2 separate regions of the Mus musculus genome follow, and region 2 is linked to region 1. Evidence: chromatin loops called from intact Hi-C (ENCODE). Cell type or tissue: heart. All regions are shown on one strand. Each heading gives the region's core, and the rest is flanking DNA. Links, peaks and the distances in the headings are about the cores only. Region 1 holds the start of Gm10384 (a long non-coding RNA gene). Region 2 overlaps Gm34472 (a long non-coding RNA gene).

Region 1 (8,667 bases), core at 286-8,285:
GAAACCTGGTAGCCCAGTTGTACAAGCTACATTTTCTTTCTCAAGTGCTCAGGAGCCACACGGCTGAAGTACAGGGTGGCTTTAACTTTAAACTCTAGAATCTCCCAGAACATCCTCACAGAATGTTCCATGGGATGGCGATGATCTAGGCACATAGTGCTAGACTAACACCTGACTAAGTGTTCAGCCATCTACTCTGAAAGCCAGGGCCAGACGAGAGAATAAAGATGATGAGCAGGCAGCCCCTATGCTCTAGGCATTGTCACTGGCTGGGACCACAACTGTGTCGTCAAAGACAGACCTGTAATCCTGAGGATGAAGCATGAGACACAACTGGGCAGAGCTCTTACCAAAGGTTAGCTTGCAGTGAGTCATCTGTGAGGCGTAAGCTCTCATCCTCCGTGCAGCATCTGCTTGACAAAGGAGTGACAGGTGCCATCCACAGGGTGTGGAGACTGAAGGGGACGCCGCCAAGGTGGCTCAGTCAAAAAAGACCTTGCTGAGCAAGCATAGGGAGCATTAGTACAGACCCTGATACCATGCAAATAGCTGGGTGTCCTGGTCTGGTGTACAGTGCTTCCCTACAGCTGGAGGGACAAAACAAAAGAGTCCCTTGGGAGAGGGTGTATGGCACACACCCTTAACCCCAGCACTCGGGAGGCAGAGACCGACAGATCTCAAGGAGGTCAAGGCCAGCTTGGTCTGCATGTCAAGTGCCAGGACAGCCAGGGCTACATACAGAAACTCTGAAGGTTGGGGGAGAAGGGGGGTAGGTTGGGAGAGAGGGGGGTGAGGGAATCCTTCCTACTCTTTGACTGACTCCAGTCAGTCAGTCTAGCTAATCAGTAAACTCCAGGTTCAGTGACAGATCTTATCTTTAAAAATAAGGTAGAGAATGGACAGAAAATGCTCAATATTTTAAAAATGTGTATGTGAGTGCACACACATGGGGAATGTGAGTGCACACACATGGGGGGGGTGTGAGTGCACACACATGGGGGGTGTGAGTGCACACATGGGGGGTGTGAGTGCACACATAGGGGGTGTGAGTGCACACATGGGGGTGTGAGTGCACACATGGGGGTGTGAGTGCACACACATGGGGGGTGTGAGTGCACACATGGGGGTATAAGTGCACACACATGGGGGGTGTGAGCACACACATGGGGGTGTTGAGGGCCACACACCTAGAGGTCAAAGAACAGTTTGAAAAACTTGGTTCTCTCCTGCCACCATGGGTCCTAGGGTTTGAAGTCAGCCTTCAAGTTTGCTGGCAGACATCTTTACCTATTGAGACATCTGGCTGACCCAAGATACTCAGTATTGACCTCTATCTTCTACCCTCCCTCCCTCCCTCCCTCCCTCCCTTTCACCTTCCTTCTCTCTCTCTGGGACGTAAGGACCTCCTAGAAGAGCTTCCGGATAGTAAGCATTCAGTCAGCATCCCGAGGACCAGCACCTGTACCGTGGAGTTCTGTCTCCTACCAACCCCACCCCTCTCTTGACATTTTTTTTTCAGGCAGGATGCCATGAAGCTGCCCAGGCTGACCTGGAACCTTGCGATCCTCGTGCCTCATCCTTCCAAAAAGGTAGAATTTCAGGCCTGTGCCACCAGACCAACTTAATGGTGCCTTTTAAAGAGAGCAGTTGGGGCCATCGGGATGACATCAAGGCACTTGCCACGAAGCCTGCTGACTTCAGTTCAATTCCCCAGAACCCACAGTAGAAGGAGAGAAATGATTTTTGGAAGTTGTCTTCTGATCTACACACACACACACACACACACACACACACACACACATACATACACAATCTACACACACATACATACACACACACATGCACATACACGTGCCATATGCACATACAATAATAATAAATAAAACAAAATCTACAGAGAGCAGTTGCTTAACACACCTGGCAGGACCATTGTTACTTGTGGAGTTGGACATTGCCCTCACCTCCAGGACTCTCCAGACACTGCCTCCTGCCACACCTCTGAGTAACTGAGCAACCAGCTGCCTTGCTCTCCAGCACAGCAGTTCCTTGTTTGAAGGATTTTCATGAAGTTGTTGGAAAGTTTTGTTTTTGTTTGTTTTTGTTTTTGTTTTCGAGACAGGGTTTCTCTGTGTAGCCATGGCTATCCTGGAACTCACTTTGTAGACCAGGCTGGCCTCAAACTCAGAAATCCACCTGCCTCTGCCTCCCAAGTGCTAGGATTAAAGGCATGCGCCACCACTACCCGGCTAGGAAAGTTTTTTTTTCAAGGTGCCCAGATTGGGTAGGCACAACTGACATGCACACGGTATGGGGTCTGGACAAACAACTACAAAGCACAGAGTGACCAGTTCTTACATACTTCAGGAGAGGAATGGCCAAAGAACAAAGAAAGACACCAGAATAGAGGGCAGCTTCAGACTTTACTCCAGAGACGCCACCTAAACATGACAACTTGACTGGGAAAGAACTACTAGAAAGAACCTAGTCCATGCTTCCAGAGGAGGGGCAAGGAGGAGGAGGAGGAGAGGGTGACCGGGGGTGGGGGGTGGGAGGGGGTCATAACAACTAAAAATCAGAGCTGCCTCCAAAGACATTTATGTGTTGTTTTGGGGTATTTTTGGTTTTGTTTGTTTTAATACTTAAGAATTACTGAGGACAATTTGTGAGTTATAAAAGAAGGTGCTGGGCAGCCAGGCTATAAAAAGCTTTTCTGAAAAAGACTACAAAAAAGGAATGTATTTGTTTATTTATTTATTTATTTATTTATGCACAAGTGTGTGTGTGCGCGTGCGTGCACAAGAGCACACATGCTGCTTAGAATAGGGTCCACATATTCATAGAATAAGGGACAAGGTCTAAGTGGAGACCCTTGTCACCTGTTGGTGTGGTTCTCTCTACTCCCACACTTGTTCACAGGGACAAACACTTAAGTTCTTTTGGACCCAGCCCAACTTCCTTTACACCTTTATAAGAAAGTATGAGTACACATTTCCCTTTTTCTAGCTCTACTTTGCACACAATGTACTAAAGAGCCTGTTCTTCATGTTGTTAGTCCTTCATACCTATGTTAGAGCTCTGTTCATACAGAGAGCCTGCCTCTGCTGTACAGTCAGGCTGAAAGCTGTCTAATGATGCTCTCTGGATGGATGTGGAGCCACTGCCTAAACCTACTGTTACATGAAGGCTGTGACCAACACTCCCAACACACATCACCTCACACATACAGAGTGCACCACTTCAATAAAATCTGAGAGGGGGATTGTTGGCCAAAGCCTTTACAATTTGATTAGGTGTTGCCAGATTGCTCTCCACTGGATCTATGCTAAAGTCCTACCATCAGTGTTCGAAAGAGCCAAGAGAAGATGCTATCAAAGTCTTTGTTTCCTGTCAATGAAATAGGTCACGGTGATAGCTCAATAGAGAATTAATTGTTATTTTGTGTATTGAGCTGAGGTCAAATGTCTTGTATGTATTTGAGTCAGCTGTCATTGTTTTCCTGTGAACTGATCTTGTTTGTTTGTTTCTCATTTCTCCCCCTGTGGGTTTATTGGCTATTTTCAAAAATCAATTTCTTACTTAATTCCATTTTTCTCCAACTTTCTTATCAATTTTAAGATTACTTCTTTGTCTATGATCAGAGAAACAATTAATATAAACATACATAGAGCTAATAAGTAACTCTTTTGACCATTTTAATGACTAAACAAAATTATTTTCAAGGAAAGTTCACCCCACCTTAACACGGGCCCAGGTTTCTGGCTGTCTCTTTTAATTTGCTTTCTTAGGGCCTTTGTACTAACTGCTTCCTCTTCCTGGAATAAGGCTTCCCTTTGTCCTCCTGGTAAGTTCCCCCTCACTTTCTCAAGGCCATGTGGCACTTCCTCATTTGAAAGGGCAAGCGGAGGAAGAGGAGACTCTGAAACCAGGAGGCCTCTGAAACCAGGAGGCCTTTCCCAAGTAAGGGCCGAAAGGAAGGAAGCAAATGAGGTGGATAAAGGATGGCAACTCAGCTGCAGGGGTGTTGCCGGACAGTCCAGAGGCTCAGCTGACTAAAGGTTCAGGTGAGGACATGGCTGAGAAAAAGACACTGTGAGGTCAGTGTGTGTGTGTGTGTGTGTGTGCGCGCGTGCGCATGTACAAGTGTATTATGTGAGTGTGTGCACAGGCACATGTGCATGTGCACATGTGAGTGTGTGCTTGTGTGTGTGTGTGAGTGCATGCATGTTGTACATTGTGTAAATGTGAATGTGTGTGTGATGTGAGTTATGTAGGTGTGCGAGGTGTGCGTGGTGACTGTGAATATGTGTATGAGTGAGTGTATATGTGTGTGTGCATATGTGTGAATGTGAGCGAGTGCATGTGTGTGTGCATCCATGTGCATGTGTGAAAGCATATGTGCTCATGTGTGTGTGTATGCACAAGTGTATGTATGTGTGAGATGTGTGAGAGTGTGTGCACATGTGGGGTGTGTGTGTGTGTGTGTGTGTGTAGGGGGGAAGTTAGTCTGGATGAATGCACTCATTGGGCAGAGCTTCCAGATAAAGGAGGAGACTTCTGGAAATCAAACTAAGAAATTAATGCTTTCTTCCTGCCAGTTGTCCTGACCCAATCGGTCAAGTGCAGGTCGCAGGCCAGGAGGCTCTGCCTCCATTGTTAGGATCCATCGTTACTGTGTGGTCATCAGCTTTCCTGTCAGCCTTTATCTGACAGTCAGCATTTTCTGCTGCCATCTTCTGTATCTCCTCCTCCCGAACTCCTTTAAGGATTCTGGTCTTCCCAGCGTCCTTATTCAATATTTATGTAATCTGAACCCATCAAGTATGCTTTGATCTGCAGCAAGGGCTGGGGGTGGGGGTGGGGAATCATCCAAGGCTGGTCTTCAGTAGCTATCTCTTGGCTGGGCCCCTGGGAACCACAGAAGGTGCAGGCACTCCTCTTTCTACAAAGGCTTTGTTTCTGCTGGGCACCTGCCATCCCCTCACTTCCACCCCCAGCAGGGAAGGAATTCTTTTTGTGTTTTAGCAAATTCTTTTCTAAAGTCCCATAGATTTTTGCCTTGCTTTTTCATCACGACATAGCAAGGAGAGAGATGTGCACAAGCCCTTACCAAACAGCACACCCCAGCAGGACCAGCACAGGCAACATGAGAGTGGATACAGTCTTCCTGTTGCAAGTTAAAATCCCCAAGGCCAGGCTGCCTGTCTTCTTCCATCAGAAAAACAGAGATGGTGGAGCCCAGGTGACTCACCACTTACAGCAGCATGCACCTCAATCAGGCTGCTAAGAGTGAAAGTGACCTTGGACTTGCTGCCAAGACTTTCAAAAGGTGAGGGCCAGTTTAGACATCTGTATTGACGGCCTGCAGCACTGAGAATCTGCAGGTTCTCACAGCCACCATCCACTGTCTCAGCCCACCCATGGGAAGAATGCCTTCGTGGTGGCGGCAGCTAGGATGTCTTGCACTGTCAACTAGCTGTGAGACTTGAAGAAACTAAGCTTCCTGTGGGAAGGAGGCAGGGAGAACATACGCTACACAGGGCTTGTTCAATGAGCATATTAAAGAAGCAATAATGCGGCAGGAACGGCGCAGGTCGGGGTGGATAAATACACAATGCTGTACTTCCTCTCAGGCTTTCTACCTATGCTTCATAAACATCACTAATCAATCATGACCTCTCTTTCTCTCTCTCTCTCCTTGAAAGCATGTACCACCCCTGGGAGCCATAGCTGCTGACAAAGATCCCCGAGAAAGTGGAGATAGCGTTAGACTCCCTTGTGAGGTTAAACCTTGTGGTTCATAGTTTAAGAGGCCTTATTGGTACTTTAAGTCCAAGTTTATTCTTGTGGAGAGGAGACAATGAGCTACTGGTTTATTGGATGAATGGTCGCAGGCAGGAGCAGGGCTGGACCTAGAAGAAGTTAGTCCTTGGGCTTCCTAAGACCTCAGTCCTAGGGCTTCCATGGCTGCATTGAGCAAGATGGAGGTGGGGATGCTTGGTGCCTGTCTCCATGGTGACATCAGTCTCTTCCCCAGAAACTGGAGACTGAACAGGAAGAACAGGGAAAACCAGTCACACAGCTCGGAAGCCTTTGGTGATTTGTGGTGCACAGAGAGAGCAGAGAATGGCTCCCTCCTCACCTCCCCCGTCAGACGTTGTTCCGAGTTTTTCATTCGTTGATTTGTTGTCTAGTTTTCCAGTCTTTCCCATCTTTAGCCACGATGATGATGTTAATGTGGGTGAATGAATTGAGACTCTTGCTTGGGAAATTCTCAGCTGCCCCCAACCATCCCCCCGCCCCCCATCACCACAGGCATTTGTTGCTTCAGGCAAAGTATAGCACCACGAGACAGACAGACACAGATTGCTTCTGAGATTCAGAAGTCGGACATGGCTTCCTATTCGTCACAGCATAGTGTTTGGATATCAAAAAATCAAGGTCCTAGCGGTGACTTTTCAGAGTGACAGATCTGCTATGGATCACCATTGTGTCTTGTTGTGTGGACACTGCTACCTTATAAAGGAGGAAAATAAAATGCAGAGTAGAATGAAGTGGAAAGTTACTGTGGACAGGAGGATGCCATATGTAAAAGTTTTAAATGGATACAGCAATGGATGTGGTCTTGAAAAGGCATGAACTAGTAACTGCGGAGGGAGGCTCTTCAGGGCACATCAGCTCCTGTCTACTCTCACTTTAGGGAGTGGGAGAGAGTGGAGGTATTTGGCACTATCTGTAGTAATTAATTTTATTTTTAAGTAGAGAGATCTAACACAAATATGGTACAATGTTAACATCTGTTTATTCTTAGAGGCAGATGCAAAGGCGTCATTTTATTTTTTTGCATGTTAAAATACTTTGTAATTTTCCTTAAAAGTTTAAAAACCATACATACACACACCACCACACATATATATGTTTCATACATATCACACATACACACCTACACTACCCACCTATCATACATACCACACACACATGCCATATACATCATACATAGCACACACATCAAATATATACACATATATCATACACACACACCACAACCCAGGACGGACCCGAACACTTCAGTTCCTTAATCATCTATTTGCAAGCTGGAGACAAGGATCTAAGTTTAAAGACTCACGCATGAGAGAGAGAGAGCGAGAGCAAGTGAGAGAGAGAGAGAGAGAGAGAGAGAGAGAGAGAGAGAGAGAGAGAATTGGGCTCCAAGGGTCACAGGATGCAGCCACTGTGCTCCCTCTCTAGGGAAGAGGAAATGACTGAAAAGTCCCAGCAGCACAGTAGGCTCTGGCAGGATTATCTGCATCCTGCAAAGCACAGACACAACTAAGTGTGTCCCATGGCCCAAGGAAGAAGCTGAGAGGAGAAAGGCCCCAGAATTGGCTGTTCCTGCTCGTCACAACAGACACCAATCGGGGCGAGCAATAGAAAAGATGGAGATGCTGATAATCTGGCTAATGAAGGATGAGTAAGACACAGGCCCTGCTCTCAGGGCCACAAGCTTATCTTGAGGGCAGAGAACACATAAGTCATTAGGGTGTGGCATCCTGGGGGGAGAGGGACAGCTAAGTGATACAGAAGCTCTTTGTACAGAAGTGAGACGCTTCCTTAGTCAGTCGGTGCTCCCTAAAAGTGGTCATAAGAAAACAACTTCAGGGAGGAAGTGTTTGCTCTGGTGTGAGGCTGCAGAAATTCTGGTCTTCAAATGGCTGGAGGCTGTTGTTCCTGGGCTGCGGTAAGTCAGAACATCATACAGGACCAGTTACTAACCTCATGGCAACCAAGAGAGAGAAGAGTAAGAAGAGAGGGCGCAAAAGGACCCTTCAAGGGCACAACCCAGTGACCCCCTTCCCATGCAGTTCCCAACTCGGGCTCCAGCTGCCACAGTCCCACTTCCCAGTTGTCTTGGCTCATGGAATTTGGAATCTACCAGTGATCTGGTGGTGAGAGCTCTCAAGACCTCGCCATCTCTGGAAATGTCTCTGCAGACACACACAGAAGTATATCTTACTAGTCTCCTAGGTGTCTCTCAAGACACCCATCAACCATCAACACTAGAGCCACATCTGTCCCTCTCCTAGAACCCTCTTTGGGATAGGATATGCATCAGTTCTCTGTGGCTGAGTAAGAAATTGCCTCAACATTTAGCAGCTTAAAGCAATAAGCACGACCTTGTGACATTGACGTCGGGAAGCATTTTCACAGGGCCACCAGGCTCAAGGTGGCTCAAGAGTACCAGGCTACCAGCATCTGAAGGCTTACTGAAGGTAGGCTGTACCACTCCAAGAGAGTTCACTCTCCTGGCTGGCTAGTGCTGGCCACTGGCAGGTTAATTCTCACTGTGTGGTCCTCCTTGTGGGCCTGCAGGCATTCTTCAGAGTGAAAGTCTGAGAAGAGGCAAGGAAGAAACAGCATCTCCTTCTTGAGAGGCAGAAGTGATGGAGAATAGTGTTTTACAAACCAGTCATACCAAAGTCCGAACTGCAACCAGATCTCTGGGTACAGAAACTGGCATATGAATACACAGTACACAAAAACATCCCCCAACTTAGTATACACCCAATTACAATAATAGTACTGGAGGTTCAGTTGACAAGATTGGAACTTGGGGTCCGCCATACTTGGGAAAGAATAGATATCTAAACAGCAAGTGTAAAGCAAAACTGT
Region 2 (8,667 bases), core at 510-8,509, 51 kb after region 1:
CACTTGGGAGGCAGAGGCAGGCGGATTTCTGAGTTCGAGGCCAGCCTGGTCTACAAAGTGAGTTCCAGGACAGCCAGGGCTATACAGAGAAACCCTGTCTCAAAAACCAAAAGAAAAAAGAAAAAAAAGGATGCATCAATGGCAGAGTCCTAGATGAGAATATAAGGTCCTCAGAGGCTGACTCTGAGTTTACTATTTTTCACAGTTTGTAGTCAGACTCCATCTATAGGATGTTGGCCCATCACATGGTTAGAGAAAGCCAGCGTCCTCAGTCGAATACTAACTCAATTTATGAAGATCAGAAATTTGTGGACTACACACTAAGGCCTAACTCAGCCCTCCCCAGACCCTGGAACCCAGGAAATAGAAGTCCTTTGCGGCAGTATTATATTCTGGCTGAGAAGGTGAGACAGGCTGACAGGACACGCCCTTGTTCTGTCTACAAGCATTTGTCACTGCTGACACTAAAGAAAACAAATCAAAACACCCATAAAATTTCATCCTATATTATACTGCAGGGAAACAGTGGAAAGGCACAGCACAGCTTGGGAAGTCTCCTCTCGTGGGTCCCTACCCTCAATGGCATCTCAGTTCTGGAGGGCCACCCTTGATCTAATTAGCCACTAAGCCTTAAGTATTGCTAAGTGTCTTGTGTAGTTAGTTGTCTTTTCCTGGGAAAACAGGACACACTCCTCTATTCACTGCCTAGAGGGAGTTCGTGACTGACCAATTAAGTAACAATTACACCAGTGGCCAACTTGGTGAAGCAGTGTTTGTTAGGGTTGCTTACGAGGAGCAAGGGGTGACCCAAGAGCAGCTGAATCACAGAAAGCCCACCCCAATAATGGTCACAAAATACCAGAAAAACTCAAGGAGCTGCAACCCTGGAGCTTTCTGGCAGCTTGCAGACAGCTCCACCCTCAAAAACAAAACAAAACAAAAACAAACAAACAAAACCCACAACTCTTCTCTCTGCCCTTGGCCTGATTAACAGTCTCCTCCCCTACAGTTGTTTACTCATTTTAAACTGCTGGAATGGGGCCTTGAGAATGGTCCAAGTTGCTGTTCTCTAAAACAAGTGACCTTGTGTCAACCTTAGGAGACCTTTGACCCTCTCCCTCCCTCCCTCCTCGGGGGATGGTTCAATTAGAGGAAAGTGCCATGCAACAGTGTTAGGGGACAAAGAGAGGAACAGTGCAGGGATCCTCAAGGTGACAAAGACACAGTGCATGGCAGAGACCAGGTTGTGGTATGCAAAGTGTGGTGTGTTATGTATATGAGTGTGATACATACAGCAGTGTGCAGGTACACATGCCTACATGTAGAGACCACAGCCAGATGTCAGTTATCTTTGTGATCCATAGTATTACCTTGAGATAGGAAAGGTTTCTTAATGCAGTAAACGCCAGTGGTTCTAGTTATAGCACTAGAGCAGTGATTCCAAGCCTTCCTATCACTGTGACTCTCCTCAGGTTGTGGTTACCACCAACCACAAAATTGTTTTTGTTGCTACTTTACAATTGTAATTTTGCTACTGTTAATGAATCCTGACATGAATACCTGGTATGCGGGGTATCTGATATTCTGCTCTTGTGAAAGGATGTTTGGTACCCAAAAGGGGTTGCCATCCACAGACTGAGCAGCAGTGAACTAGAGGCTCATCTGTTCAGATAGACAGAATTTCCCAATTGTTCTTCACACCAAATTCCAGACTCAGAATCACAAGCAGTATTTATTTTTCCTTGATTCTTCTCTTCATTTCCTTTTTTAAGCCAGCAGGTATTTTTTTGTTTTGTTTTTAATCATTCATTGGGACTGCATTCTTCAAGATTTAAAACTTAGGTTTAAAAAGCATGTCTTCAAGATGTTCTCCCCTCTCACCTCTGCCGCACAGCTCTGCTCACTGAGACAACCATGTGGCCATATGCACAGGTGAACAGCATGTATGCACAGGTGCACGCACACCTGTATGCACAGCTGCACTCACGACTGTATGCACAAGTGAACAGCATGTATGCACAGCTGCACACACACCTGTTTTCTTTTCTTTTCTTTTTTCTTTTTCTTAGTCAAATGGCCTCACAATTGCAGGTAGACAATTGTCTCAGGGTTTCATTCCTGTGAAGAGACACCATGACCAAGGCAACTCTTAACAAGACAAACATTTAGCTGGGGCTGGCTTACCGTTTCAGAGGTTCAGTCCTCATGGTGGGAAGCACAGCATCATCCAGGCAGACTTGGTGTTGGAGAAGAAGCTAAGAGTTCTACACCTTGATCTTAAGACAGCTAGGAGAAGACTGTCTTCTGCACTGGGTGGAGCCTGAATATTGGATGGCAAAGCCCACTCTAGCAGTGACATACTTCCTCCAACAAGGTCATGCCTTGTAACAGTGCCACTCCCCATGGGCCAAGCATATTCAAACCACCACAGTAAACAGCATTATATTATCTTTTATAGAATTCTCAGAATTAAAACCCAAAAGGATAAAACACCTTTTTGTGTGTGTGTGTGTGTGTGTGTGTGTGTGTATAAAAGCAAAGAGGCTGATCTTTAAGGAGTAAGAAGAGTAACAGACAATAAGATGGCAAAGACATAAAATAATGTGTGTCTATGTGTGACACACATCTGTGTGTCTGTATATGTATATCTGTGTAGTGTATGCCTGTACCTGTGTGTGTGTGTGTGTGTGTGTGTGTGTGTGTGTGTGTGTCTGTATGTGTTTATTCCAAGCTGCACCATTTATAATTCAACTGCTAAGGAAAAAAACAACCAAGAATTCATAGAGGAAATACATAGGAGAATATTGTCTCCTTTTCTAGCTGTTTACTAAAATCTTTGAATGGCTCAAAAAAAGTAACTGCAATCTTTTGCTGTCACATATAAGAAACACAAAGGAATGCTGGGGAGAGCTATCCTTTGTACTTAAAACATTACACAATCCTGAGGATACAAGAAGCGACAGGAGACTTCAAAAATCCTAACACTACCGACTATCAACAAGGCCACCTAAGTTTCTCTTTTATATTATCAAATTGATGTGGAAACTCAAGAAAGCAGGTTCAAGCTGAAATGAATAGAAGGCACACTTAAGTGAGTAACTGGATGATTCAAGTGTCCTCCATGGCTCAAGATAAAGGTAACTGTAAGGGCATCGGGTCTTACTAAATTGGTGGGTGAAGGACAATTTGCTTTAGTGATTATCTTACATTTGAATATGGACTGTGCTTTGCCAGCAACTAAGAACGCAATTATTATGTTGCTTATAAAACAAGTAGCTTGAGCCCCCAGAAGGGTAATTACAAACAGAAGAACCAGATGAACTAGTCCTGGAGAAGCTGTTTCCATTCCACACTTCCATTTCTTGAGAATAATAGAAGGTAAATTCTTCTTCCATAAATATGTGTCCTTGTCAAAATTCGTCAGGGTCATTGGAAAATAAAATAATTATATTTTGGACCTGACAAGTCTTCAACCAAAAATAGTATTATCCAGCTGGGCATGATGGCACATGCCTTAAATTCCAGCACTCAGGAGGTAAAGACAGAGGTATCTATATGTATTTGAAGGCCTTCCTGTTCTACATAGTGAGTTCCAAGTCAGCAAAGGCTACATAGTGAGACTCTTTCTCAAAAAACCACAACGATGACGATGGTGGTGGTGGTGGTAATGATGGTGATGATGGGGGTGGTGGTGATAATGATTATGATGACAACAATGACATCACCCAGTTTGAGCAACTGTTCATCTCAGTCATTCCAACTGACCCTTGAGTGGCTTTGTGAGTTTTCACATATCAGAGCCACACTGGAAGAAGCCCACTTTGTTACACATAAAATCAAGTGTAAGAGCCTCAGAGAGTGACGCCACAAGAGGAATCCCAGAAACATCGTAGGCAGCAGCTTACATTACCTCACCATTCCCCAACTTATCTCGAAGTACAGTGTCATTACTTCAGTGTTCCCCAGCTTATCTTGTAGAAGGTAAGTTTGTACAGAAGGCAGAGTTCCAGGAGAGTCCCTATAAATCCCCACCATTACTGTGAATCAAATCCTACAGACTCTGCAGAGCAAATGCAGCCTTCTAAGCTTGGGAGCCATGAGAGGAAGCAAATACAAGACTGGAAACTGATTTTCAAATTAGTTGCTTCTCCTGCTGACCTTACTTGTATATAAAAATATTACGTTGGAATAACCGTGGACAGACACGTTTGGATGAGTGAGCTGACCCTCTGCTTACCCCAGCTCCTTTAAGAGTTTGTTTTCCTCCCAAGTTTATTTAATCATAGAGCAAAGCTAAAGACTGGGGGCGTTATCTTGTATGTGGATACATGATTCTTTTCCCCCATGTGGCAAAATACCATCCTAGCTTTGACGCGGAGTTCAAGTTCTAATTGATTATTCTCAGTGACATTTTCCTTAGTAGACCAGAAGACCAAACTAGAAAAAGAGCCTAAACTTGTGTTTGTTTGGCTGGGTTTTAGGTCAAAGAGCACTCTTCTGTGTTCCAGTGGGGGAATGGCTCTCCTGTTTTCTCCCATCTCCCTTCCCTATCCCTCTATCTCCAAGCACTGAAACTTGGGATACCTAGGCACTCGGAGCTCTAAGCAGTTTTCCAGGAAATTCATTTCTGCATCCTCTAAAGGGCTCTTCTGGGCAGTCAGGGGAAGCAGCCCTTTTGGGAGTTGGCCCAGGTTCTAGACTTCCTCTTTGATAAGCGTAAACTCCCTTGGGGGCAGGAACTTAGGATTGTTCACACAGAAGGTCCTGGATCCAGCCAGATCTAGCTCCTTCCAATCAAGCCTGGAAGGGGCGGGGGTAGCAGAATCTGTACCTAATGTGTGTATTCCCCTTCTCTCCCCCCCCCCCCCCCCCCCCGGTGGAGGTGGCCCGGTTTCCTTCTCCCTTCCACAAATGTGGAACACAGGGGTGTCGTGACTTGAAAAGTCTCTTCAAGGGACATGACCCAGATGGGATGAGTCCTCAGAAAGGTGGTCCTTCTGATTCCAATTTATCCTCGTTTACTTTAAGGTGTAGGAGCCCTCATGAGAGGATGTTCTCTTTGGGCTTCATTAGTGAAAGGAGTTGAGCCTTTCCAGAGCTAGCAGGTTTGTCATCTGAGAACTGTGAACTGTGTAACTTCTTGGTGTGTCCTCTGGCACTGAGCCATCTTACCGCTATTGTCAGGGATTTCAGACACACATTCTATGCAATACTCACTCTAGCCTGGCTCCTTTTTTTTTTAACTTTTATTAGTTTGTTTTCGATGTTTTTCTTGCATGTTCTATTTTGTCCTTTTGCCATCTCTACATCTTGTTCAGGAAGATAATGCAATATAACTAATGTCAAATCAACTCTAAAACAAGTATTTAGAGCTGTTCACTTTCCCTTCTTTTCTCTCTTTTTATCAGTTTTCTCTTAACTACATATAGATTCTAAGGTCATCCTTCTGATATGCTAATGTCTTCAGCTACAAATACTTGTTATAATTACATTATAAACTAGAGGGTAGAAATAACAGGGCTGCAGTAAGAACCAAGAGCCTTCACTGAGTTTCGTTTTCAGCTCTGAGTGTTCTTGGTGTCTGACCTTGGGCAGAGCCCTCTCTCTGGATTTCAGCTTCCTGTTTATAAAATGAAGGGGTTGGACAAGGTCACCTCTAAAACCCCTCCAGCTCTGAAATTCATTGACTCTTTGACCCATTGTGGGCGCTTAATAAATAACAAGCACGCTTTCAGAGAGCCACAGGAATGAATTGACTTAGACGCTTCAGTCAACAAAGATTTACTTAGTGTTCACCCAAACGTGGTTGCAGTGTGGGACATGTCAGATGCAAAGGGAGACTCAGGACTTGCTCACCTGGCCCTGCTGCAGTTACAGCCAAGGTTCCAGAAGATCATTAAAAGCTAAAAGCACTAGCAGACAGAAGGAATGACAGGCACAGAGCGGAGAGACCCACTAGAGAGGAAAGGGTCTCACTCCTTTTACCAAAGTAAATCGCAGACGTAAGGGAGAAGGGGACTTGTTTTGTTTATGTGTTTTTTGTTTTTTTATTTGTTTTTGCAAGTTAGTGAATCAATGTTTGAGTTTTCACACTCTAAAATCAAAAATAATCTCTCTCAGAACATGGCTGAAGCTCATCATGATGGTACAAGCCTTTATTCTTAGCACTTGGGAGGCAACAGGCAGAGTTCTGTGAGCTATAGGCTAGCCTGCTCTACAGTGAGTACCAGGCCAACTAGGTCCTTATAGTGAGACCTTGACTTTAAATCACAATCTGGAGAAGGTACTGATGTGTCGTCAGTGATAGTCTTCTTAGCATGTGCAGAGCCTTGGGGTCAGCCTCCAGAGTCCCTGCTCAGATAAGGATATTCTGGACATTTCACCACAAACAAAGGTATCCCTAGGTATCACAAAAGTACTGTTGGGCTTATTATAGTTTCTTTTTAAAACTATTCTTTGGTGTTGGGTGTGTAGCTCAACCATAGAGACTTTGTCCAGTAGAAAAAAGGCCCTGGGTTAGTTTCCAGCACAATGTACACACACACACACACACACACACACACATTATGGTAGAAGGATTGTGTAGCATGTCAGAGACACTGGATTTGATCCTCAGTACCTCATAGATCCAGCGTAGTGGCACACACCTGCAATCCTAGCACTTGGGATGAACAAGTAGAAGGGTTAGAAGTTCAAGGTCATCCGCAGATGCATATTGAGTTTGAGGACAGCCTGCAATACCTGAGACCCTGTCTCAATGAAGAAGGAGGAGGAGGGGGAGGACGAGGAGAAGAAGGAAGAGGAGGAAAGGAAGAAGTTAACTACTATCTTGTCAATTATTATGAATGTTTTCTGATTGATTTCTGTTCTGAATTGCTTGTACTTTTTTGTACAAATAGAATTAATTCCAAACTGCTAATACCATCTTTCAGGATTTGCCAGCTTAGAAGGCATGGAAGCAAGACAAGGATAAACTAGCAACATTGATAAAAAGTGTGTGTGTCCCTCAAATGTCCCAAAGGAGGTACACAAAGAAGCCCTGTTTGCTTCCCAAGAAGACTAAGAAAGAAGAGAGGAACAGAGGCAGGGAGGCAGGGCCTCCGCAGTGTCTGGCTTTGCTGTGCATATGGCTCTCCCATAGCTCTCCTGTCTGAACCTTAGAAGGAAGACTCCAAATCTTACTACTTCAGTGACTCATTGGACCTTGAAATATGAAGCTTTGCTCTTGGGACATGCATCTTTACCATTTCAAAGGCCTACATGTTTGGTTTCCTTGCTGTGCCCACAGACAGAGGCTGACATCCGAAGGTTCCTTACATGCTAGAGGTGACAGTAGGCCTTACTGGGACAAGTCTTTCTCTATTCACAAAATGTTCCTGCATTCCCTTAGCAGCAGCCAAGCATGCCTTGCTGCCTGGCCATTCCAGCACACTCAGGCGTACCATAATTTATGCACATGCTTACAGACCCAAGAGGGCTTCCTGCTTCTTAGTCAGTATGCTGATTGGCTCCTACCTGAGTGGATATGAACTTAAGTCATCAAAAATAATATTGTAGGGCAGGGATGTAGCTCAGTAGGAGGTCTCCTGAGCAGAAGGCACAGTGTTCTGCCCCCACCCCCACCCCAGCATACTGAATAGTAATAAATACCTAAATAGCTTTCAGCAAGATTATTGTGTGGGAGATAGCTAGCACCATTCATTTAGCTCAAGTCTTGGAAAGCTTTTTTTTTTTTTTTTAAAAAAAGGTCAGAATCTTATCTAAGCTTTGAGGTCATGACTCTCCAATTTCTTTTATTGAAAACAATCTAAAATAAGGGGTCCATTTTAAGGAATAGGGTTGTTTGGTTGCTTGGTTGCTTGGTTTTTGTTTGTTGTTGTTGTTTTTCGAGACAGGGTTTCTCTGTGTAGCCCTAGCTGTCCTGGAACTCACTCTATGGACCAGGCTGGCCTCGAACACAGAAATCTGCCTGCTTCTGCCCCTCAAGTGCTAGAATTAAAGGCGTGCACCACTACTACCTGGCATTAAGGAATAGTTTTTAAAGGCATAATTATAACAAGAAAAAATTCTTCATGTATACACATACAAAAATTTAGTGTAATACAACAAGGTTAGATTATTGCAGAAACCACTCAAAGGCTAAGTCTCACCACCTAACTCCTGATGTGGCTGGCTTTGGAAAGTGAAAGCCGTATGAAAATGTTTTTTCTTGAATCCCATCAGAAGTCACTGCGACTCTGTCAATGTCAGCTCCAGAGACAGGTCAAGCACGTAAACAGATTGGAATCCTAAAGTGAATACCTGACTCCCTTTCTTCCATGACTTGCAGCAAGAAACCGTCTTTAAGGCCTTCAGGACCGGGAGCAGAGGGGAATGCGCTTGCCATGGTGATCCCTGAAACCAGGGCACTAAGTGGTAATCCCAGCTACTGTGGAGGCTAAGGCAGGGGGATTATCAGAGCCCAAGTGTTCAAGCCTGAGGAACAGATTCATAAAAAATGGCCACTTGCTGGGCGGTGGTGGCACACGCCTTTAATCCTAGCACTCGGGAGGCAGAAGCAGGCAGATTTCTGAGTTCGAGGCCAGCCTGGTCTACAAAGTGAGTTCCAGGACAGCCAGGGCTATACAGAGAAACCCTGTCTCGAAAACCAAACCAAACCAAACCAAA

What was found. A loop is a pair of places that touch in the nucleus more often than their neighbours do. Peaks named below come from ENCODE experiments on the same cell type or tissue, not always from the same donor. Only the 100,000 strongest peaks of a DNase experiment are listed, where the experiment ranks them.
Region 2: it touches region 1 in a loop (2.1-fold over the local background); 3 of 42 quality-filtered maps call a loop at or near these places.

The regions. Positions count from the first base shown.
Region 1 is chr15:36,875,082-36,883,748 of GRCm38, reverse strand. Gm10384 (a long non-coding RNA gene) reads left to right here and starts at 3,708. Exons shown (of 2, transcript XR_875155.3): 1 at 3,708-4,061. In heart, for the core only: no CTCF peak of the experiment used is centred there; DNase peaks (open chromatin) are centred at 3,948, 7,448 and 7,508; H3K27ac peaks cover 3,103 bases.
Region 2 is chr15:36,824,233-36,832,899 of GRCm38, reverse strand. The region is part of intron 1 of Gm34472 (a long non-coding RNA gene); the gene reads left to right. Among named protein-coding and RNA genes, the nearest start is that of Gm34472, 14 kb to the left of the region's middle. In heart, for the core only: no CTCF peak of the experiment used is centred there; a DNase peak (open chromatin) is centred at 4,709; H3K27ac peaks cover 1,441 bases.